Regions from separate parts of the Mus musculus genome. Here regions 1 and 2 are each linked to region 3. The links are chromatin loops, found by intact Hi-C in ENCODE. Cell type or tissue: heart. All regions are shown on one strand.

Region 1 (2,500 bases), 83 kb before region 3:
GTGTCAAGTTGACACAAAACTAGCCAGTACACTTATGGGCTAATTTGCATAGGGACAGGGAACTCTACTTAAGAGTTCTTGATTTGTATCCACAATCATGTTTGATAAGAACAATAAGGCTATTCCTTGTAGTTTTGTGATTGTATAAAAATATGAACACAACATTTCATATCACCTCCTGAAAATTACAACACAAATTTACTTTTCTATAACCTTTTCTGTGACCTTGACATTTTACATTAAACTGCCTGGAAAACATCTAGAATTTTACCACCACCACCCCCCAAAAAAATGTGACTTCTGGTCTTCAAGTGAAGATGTTTCTGCAATTTCCAAACATTAATTTTATGGGGGCAACTCTAAAGCCCTGATCGGACTCAGTCTCCCTTTCTAAATGTGAATTGCTGCTCCTAACCAAAACAGGCTTTTAAGTCATAGACTATTGCTGAGTGCATACCTCTGATCCCAGCAGGAGCCAGAAGCAGGTGGATCTCTGTGGGTTTGAGGTCAGCCTGGTCTACAAAGTGAGTTCCAGGACAGCCAGGACTACACAGAGAAACCCTGTCTCGAAAAAAAAAATAATAAATAAAAAATAAATAAACAAATAAAAAGTTTGCATTGGTGAAAGAATGAAAGAAGGACGGGAGGGGAGGGGAGGGGAGGGGAGGGGAGGGGAGGGGAGGGGAGGGGAGGGGAGGGGAGGGGAGAATAACAGGATGCCCTATAGATGGTGAGTGTGGGGGTAGGGAGGTGGAGGGAGTGTTAGATATCAAGGGTTGTTAAAGCAGAAATGTATCTTCACAGCTGGGAATATAGCTCCGTTGGCAGAACACTTGCCAGAACGCACAGAGTCCCTAGCTTGATTTGATCCCCAGGACCACACATGTTGGTACCCACACACAAACCAGCATCTGAGAGGTGGAGACTTGGGACTCCGTCATCCCTGGCCACATCAAGGTCAAACAGGCTGCCTGAGAATCTGTCTTCTTCTTAAGGACATCTCTAAACTGCCTACTGCTGTGGCCTTCCCACCAGCCAGGAGCAGTGTGTCTCTCCAACAGAGCTCCCAGAATCTATACAATGAGTGCCAGTTAGCGGCAGGAGCCACCTTCAAGGGGTCTACGGACAAAAGATCGATAGGCATGTGTTTTAGGCGCTCTGGCAGAAGTCTTTGAGAGGAGACAGCCTTCTCCACACAGAGACTAACTTCGGAAACAACTTAGAGCTCCAAATGCTTCTTGCTTCTGTGTGCAGAGCTGAGGATGAGACTAATTCTTCAAGTCCTTGAAGAGTTCACAGATGCATACAATTAATTTTGACCGTATTCGCTTCCCAGTCCTTCCCTTAACTCCTCCCACATTCATCTCCCACTCCAAGAGGCTGATTCTTTAAAGGCCTTTTAAGTTACATAGTCAAGCTCAATAAACAGTACCACCTCACTGTAAGTCTCCCCAGCACAGCCCCCCAGGGTGCCTGGACCTAGAGCCAGAGGCTATCATGTACCCAGGTTACATAACGACTGTTGGCTCTGCCCTCTGAAGTGGCTGTGTGCTGCTGCCTCCTCCCCACGTTTATGAAAGAAAGGATTGTGCTGAGTACAGATTAGCGGTTCCTCCCTAGAAATTTGTAAAAGATAATCAGTAATTTATTCAGATCAACATCCCCTACACAGAAAATAACGAATTTCAAAGTTAGTAACAAAACATTCCGAGTTGATTTGGTCACTACATTTGACCATATAGAGAAAAAAAAAAAAAAAAAAAAAAAACATGCCACAAAACTGAATTCTCCTCTTACAGAGCACAACCCGTAACTGGGAGAACCCCCACCCCACCCCTGAATGGAAGTCAGCAACACCCCTCCGACTCCGCCCTTCACGGTGGCTAACTTTGGTCTAAGAAAGCTACAAATACAGGAGTGGAGAATTCAGAGTTGGTTCACTGCACCCTAAGAAATGACACCCTAGAAATTCAAGCTAATTAAGAGCACAACAAGAAAACCAGCACCTGTCACCGACAGCCCACTAGGCGGGACGAGCTGCGGCTGGCGCTCCACACGCACGCCTTCATTTTAATCCAGCTAACCACAACCTTTGCACATGTTCAACTTTACAGACAGGGGAACTGAGAGAAAGAACACTGGTGAATGACCCTGAAATACTGAACGTCTGGCTCTCTTAACAGAATACGCTGCTGGGTGGATTTACATCACATTCTGTGACCCCAATACGTTCTCGTGTGATCAGAACTCTCAAAACCAAAGAAACTAAAAGAACCCATGCTGTGACCGGCGAGTCAGAGATGACTTTATATTTCACAGACTAAATCCAATCCTTGTTGTTGAGATCTAATTATTCAAGTCTGGTGGACCAACGTTGTCATGAAGGGAAGCGGCCGTGGCATTTCAGCCATGATTCTTAAATGTGAGCTCCAGTCTACAGCACATGCTTTCTGAAGAAGGCCACTAACAGCCTCAACACCGTGACTGTCCACACGTCGGC
Region 2 (2,500 bases), 70 kb before region 3:
ATTAATTTAAAAAAATTTGGTCAAAAAAAAATCCCCTCAGGGCTGGGAACGTGGCTCAGTGGCAAAGCCCCTGCCAGACATACATCCTCACAGGCTCTGTCTCCAACAGCATAAAATGTAAGATTTAAAAGGGGGTAGGGGGCTCAAGGCTGGGTTTGGTGGCTTGAGTCCCAGGACTCAAGAGGCAGGGACTAGCAGTTCAGTGTAAGTTCCAGGCCAGCTTAGTCCACCATAGCCAGTTCCAGGCCAGCCTGGGCTCTGCAGTAAGAACCGGTCTCAAAAAACAAAAAACGAAGTATCCAACTGTCTCTATCCAGGACAATGTGAATTAACCTTGAGGGTCCTAACTTAAATGTTTCTTTTCTAAGCCATCTTCTTTCTCAAGTGTGTTACAATCTTAAAGGAAATGCCAGTCACTGTTACTTGTTTCTTGGGGAAACAGGGCCATGGTACTGTTTCTTTAGCTTAAGGACAAAGCATCTAGGGACTTGGGACAATGACACTGGAGCTACCTGTCTTCCTACACAGGGCCCCTTAAGGCACAGGTGTTCTGCAATGCTGGGGGTGGTATCCGTACGCTAGCAGCGAGGTCTGCAATTAACTGGTGACCTCGGAAATACCATCCTCCTCATACAACCGCACATGCAGAATGACAGCTGGATGGCCAGATTCATGTGGGAGCCACTTGTAAAACTAAAACAGAAACCGTCCAAAAGGATGGGCTAAAAACTAAATGGCGATTGCCTATGCATTCCATGCAGCTGGGAAATACAGATGTACTGTGAGCAGCCATGAGAAGACCACCTGGCTACATTTAATAAGCAAGCTACCTGAACACATTCAGTGTTTAAGAAAATAGCATGTTAAGTTGGGCATGGTGGCGCAGGCCTATAATTCTAGCACATGGTGGGGGGGGAGGCAGGAGGATTGGGAGTTCTATACAATGCATTAGACACCAGCTTAAGCGTAGAAGACCCTGTCTCAAAAAATACGGTTGGTGGACCCAAAAGCACTTAAAGTCACATGAGAAGTGGGTCAACTGACTGCTACAGTGGACGCAAGGACACAGGGATAGGAGAGGTATGGGCTCTGTGTTATTGAAACAAGTTTCCAAAATAAGCTGACTCCTCCAGTTTAATAAAGTCATGTAGTCCAGGGTCACTTTCCTGAAAAACCCATGGCCACTTCCCTCCTCGTCCATCAGGGGGACCCCCTTGCTGTTGGTAGCAATCCAATATACCCGGAGTGCAGACAGGATACTGGCAATGCATGGATCAGATGCTATCCTGGGTGCCCTGTCAGCGTGGGACAGGGGCTCTCTGAAATGTTCCCAGCTCTGACTTTAGAACTTAAAATGCTTGCAGAATTCTACACGGAAATGTTGTTTATATTATATTATATTATTTCCGAAAAAAGAGAACAGAAAAGAAAGGAAAGGAAAGGAAAAGGAAAAGGAAAAGGAAAAGGAAAAGGAAAAGGAAAAGGAAAAGGAAAAGGAAAGAAGAGGGCAAGAAATGTAAACATCCAAAGTAGAAAAAAAATAAACAACAACAACAAAAAAAAAAACTATGGCTTCTTTGGAAGGTACACCATATATTATTATTACACTTGACGTAGAGTTTGTAGGTGAGCCGGATGGGACCCACCACAAATTCTTTTGGGGGTTATTATTTGTATTAATTCTTGAGGAGTTTGCACTATGTGTTTGATTCGGATTCACCCCCATCTCCCCATCTACCCAACTCTCGGTGCTTTTTGTTTTTTTAAGCTCATCAAAACCAACTTGCTGCCCACATATTTTTTCCATGTGTGGCCCTCCATTGGGCTGTGATGACTCACCAGGGCTATACCCCCACCCACCCGGCACCTAACAGCTGCTGACAGGGTGGGGTGTCAGGCCCAGCTCCCCTCCCCATGCTGGGATTTGGTCTGTCTTGGGCCTGCGCACATCTTGTGTGTGCCATCGTCAGGACTGTTATGAGTTCACATGTGCAGCTGCCCTGATGTGTCCAAAAAAAACCACTGTTTCCCTATAGTCATGCCCTGCCTCCAGCTAGTACACAGTCTGTGCTCCTCTTCCTCAACGATCCCTGGGCCCTAGGAGGAGGGGTTCAGCACACATGTTCCCTTTAGGGCTGAGCATCCTCCATCCTCGGTTTTCAGTGCCTTCACAAATTACGGGTCTCTGCAAATCGCCATCTTCTGCAAACAGAAGCTTCTCTGTCTCTACTTTGTCCCTGAACCACTCGATATAGGATAAAATTTCAAAAAAAAAAAAAAAAATTCAAGATTAAAAAAAAAAAGAATGAAAGAGGCATTCTTTAGTAAATTTAAAATACTTTAAAAAAAAAACGCTCAGAAATGTTACTAAGCAAAAGAAAGGGGGGGAGAGGACACGAAACAAGACTTAGAAATAGGCTTATTCACTAATGTACACCGTGCTAGTATAAAGTAGGCACTGGGTATGTGTAAAATTGCTACCAATAGCAAGGGGAGGGTT
Region 3 (2,500 bases):
AATTAAGGAATACTCTGACATATTCCTTTAATAATGGTTTCACAGTAATGTCTAACAGGCTAACAGGGCTGGTGCTATACCTTGGAAACTAAGGACACTTACTGTCCTTCAGATTATCTGGGTTCAATTTCCTACACCCTCATCAGGTAGCTTACATCTGCCCGTAACTCCAGTTCCTGTACCTGTGGGGGTATACATGGTACACATAGACTCATGCAGCCACACACAGAAATAAAAATAAATAAATACTTAAAAACAAATAAAGTGACTTCTGAAAAACAAAAGTAATATCTAACAGGTAAAGCTGGGCTGATACCGCCTTGGCTATTTGCTCAATGAAGATATTTGAAAGAGTGCTTGTTAAAGACTCTTCCAGGGATGTCTCTATTCCTCTCAAAGAACAATGGCAAATGGAAGGAATAATTCCATCAAGTCATGCTTGGTGAACTAATGAGCTTAATTAAAGTTACTTTCCAAATCATGGGCAGCTTGCCAGCTATGCCTCTTAATACATCTTTCTCCCAAGCATATATGCTCAATTTTGTACCTTTGAGAAAAGGATGTGCCTCTGAGCTCTTGACTCTTCAGGAGGGCATGTTCGTGGAAGCAATCTTTTGAGGGTCTCCAGTGGGTACACCACAGCTGCTCTGATCACAAGGATGGAACCCAAGGCTTTCACAGCTGAGCTTAAAGTTCCGTGATTTCTGGTGATCCCCACGTTCCTGGTGCCATAGCAAGGGTCTAAGATGGTTAACAAATCCTATCGCCTTTCTCCATTGGATGGGCATCAGCTTCCAGGAAGGCTTTGGAGCTCACCCAAGTTATGTTTGAGTTCGTCCTTAGTGTGGGGTTCAGGAGCCATAGAGGTCTAGCCATGACTCCGGATTCATGTTTTACATGACTTTCTCTCTTAAATAAGCATACAGACAAGTTCGTGGATGCCATAGAACCAGTGAAAAACATATGAAATGAGGAATGGTGGGAAGTCTGACAATTATAGGAGTTCATAACTTCGTGGGCTGGAGCTATCAGAGGTATCAACGATATACTTTCAGGACTTGGTTCAGTATACGCACTCAGTAAACATGCCTAGGATCAGTGTAAGAAATGAATAGTTGGTGGTTAGGAGTGGCAGCCTGAGCTCTGACGAAAAGTTGGTCTCCTAGCATTAAAATATAGTCTCCTGGTAATACAGCCCCAGAGCCTAAACTCCTTTTCAGACTTGTTTTAACCCAAAACTGTGAAACACACATTATTTCTGTTATTCAGATGAGTAAATTCTGAGTCTCCGAGTTGGAGTGTATCCTGACTCTAGTGTTAGAATCAATCGGACACTAGACTGGAGGTTCTGACAGTTAACTTAAGAGTTCACGCTTAAAATTCACTACCTAGCCTAGAGGCTTAAAGCATAAGAAAATTTCTGTAAATCTTAAAATTAGGGAAGTCCAAGGAAAGTCATGGGATAAGGAGGGGACTTGAGGATGGAGGGGTTCCAAAATGTCCCTACTGGCTTGTCACTGAACAGTCTCTGGGGTATGTCACAAGAGCATCGAACCTAGAGGCAGAGCTGAGCTGCAGGCCTTAACTCGCGCAGCCGCAGTGCAGCTCTGGAGCGCCGCGGCCTGGGGCGGGGTGGGGGGCGGTGAAAGGGGCGGGACTAGTTGGACGGGGCGTGATCGACATCCGTGAGTATTGAGAAACTGGCCCGCCGCTGTTTCCCAGCGCTGTCCTGACGTCATTTCCCGTCAAGGGTACTGCTTCCGGGTGTCGGCCTGCTGGCGCTCGTGTGTGGGTGACATCTTGGCGATCGCTTGGAAGCTGCCCTCTTTCCCCTCCCCGCTTCCCGCGTTGTCCGCTGTGCCTGTCTCTGGGGTCCTCTCCCGGCCTCTACCCCGGGTCCTGCTCCCAGCGTTGCCGCCTCCATCGTGAGGTGGGTGTGGTGGCGCGGCTTTCCGCCAGTCTCCCACCCTCGCCCGCAGCCGCCATTTTCCTGCCCGGAGGTGTCCGGTCGCACTGCGGGCCTGGGCTCTGCTGCAGCGCCGGTGACTCGGGCACCGGGAGACCTGCATGGAGGGGTGGGGAAAGCCGCGATGGCCGAGGTGGGGTGGCAGGTCAGGGACAGGAGTGCTGGCGTCCGCGGCTACTGCCTCGCTTGAGCCTTGTTCTTTATGATTACAGCTTTGAGCTGTAGTGATCAGACAGGTCGCACTGCCCTCCAGCCTCCCTGGGGACGAGATTTTCTTTCTTTCTTTTTTTTTTTTTTTCTTTTTTGGTAGGGTTTTGCAGTTTGAGAAGCTTCCTCTGAATGCTTCATCTGTCCAAGAGTTCAGTTTACCTTTTCTGAAACCTTTTTCTTTGAAGGGATATAGGTATGCAATAGGTGATGATTTTAGTGACTAAACGAATTACAGAAAGGTGCTTTGCTGTTGGCATCCAGTAAGTCATACTGCGATGCGTTTGTTTCAGCGAAGACGTACTCCTTATTTTGTCTGAAATGCTG

The links. Peaks named below come from ENCODE experiments on the same cell type or tissue, not always from the same donor. Only the 100,000 strongest peaks of a DNase experiment are listed, where the experiment ranks them.
Region 1: it touches region 3 in a loop (1.8-fold over the local background); 2 of 42 quality-filtered maps call a loop at or near these places.
Region 2: it touches region 3 in a loop (5-fold over the local background); 2 of 42 quality-filtered maps call a loop at or near these places.

Annotation. Positions count from the first base shown.
Region 1 is chr5:73,207,892-73,210,391 of GRCm38, forward strand. The region is part of intron 2 of Fryl (FRY like transcription coactivator); the gene reads right to left. Among named protein-coding and RNA genes, the nearest start is that of Fryl, 47 kb to the right of the region's middle. In heart, no CTCF peak of the experiment used is centred here; a DNase peak (open chromatin) is centred at 1,510; H3K27ac peaks cover 761 bases.
Region 2 is chr5:73,221,373-73,223,872 of GRCm38, forward strand. All of the region lies in intron 1 of Fryl (FRY like transcription coactivator), which reads right to left. Among named protein-coding and RNA genes, the nearest start is that of Fryl, 34 kb to the right of the region's middle. In heart, a CTCF peak has its summit at 1,207; no DNase peak of the experiment used is centred here.
Region 3 is chr5:73,291,047-73,293,546 of GRCm38, forward strand. Ociad1 (OCIA domain containing 1) reads left to right here and starts at 1,748. Exons shown (of 9, transcript NM_023429.4): 1 at 1,748-1,930. In heart, a CTCF peak has its summit at 1,532; a DNase peak (open chromatin) is centred at 1,735; H3K4me3 peaks cover 1,181 bases; H3K27ac peaks cover 1,233 bases.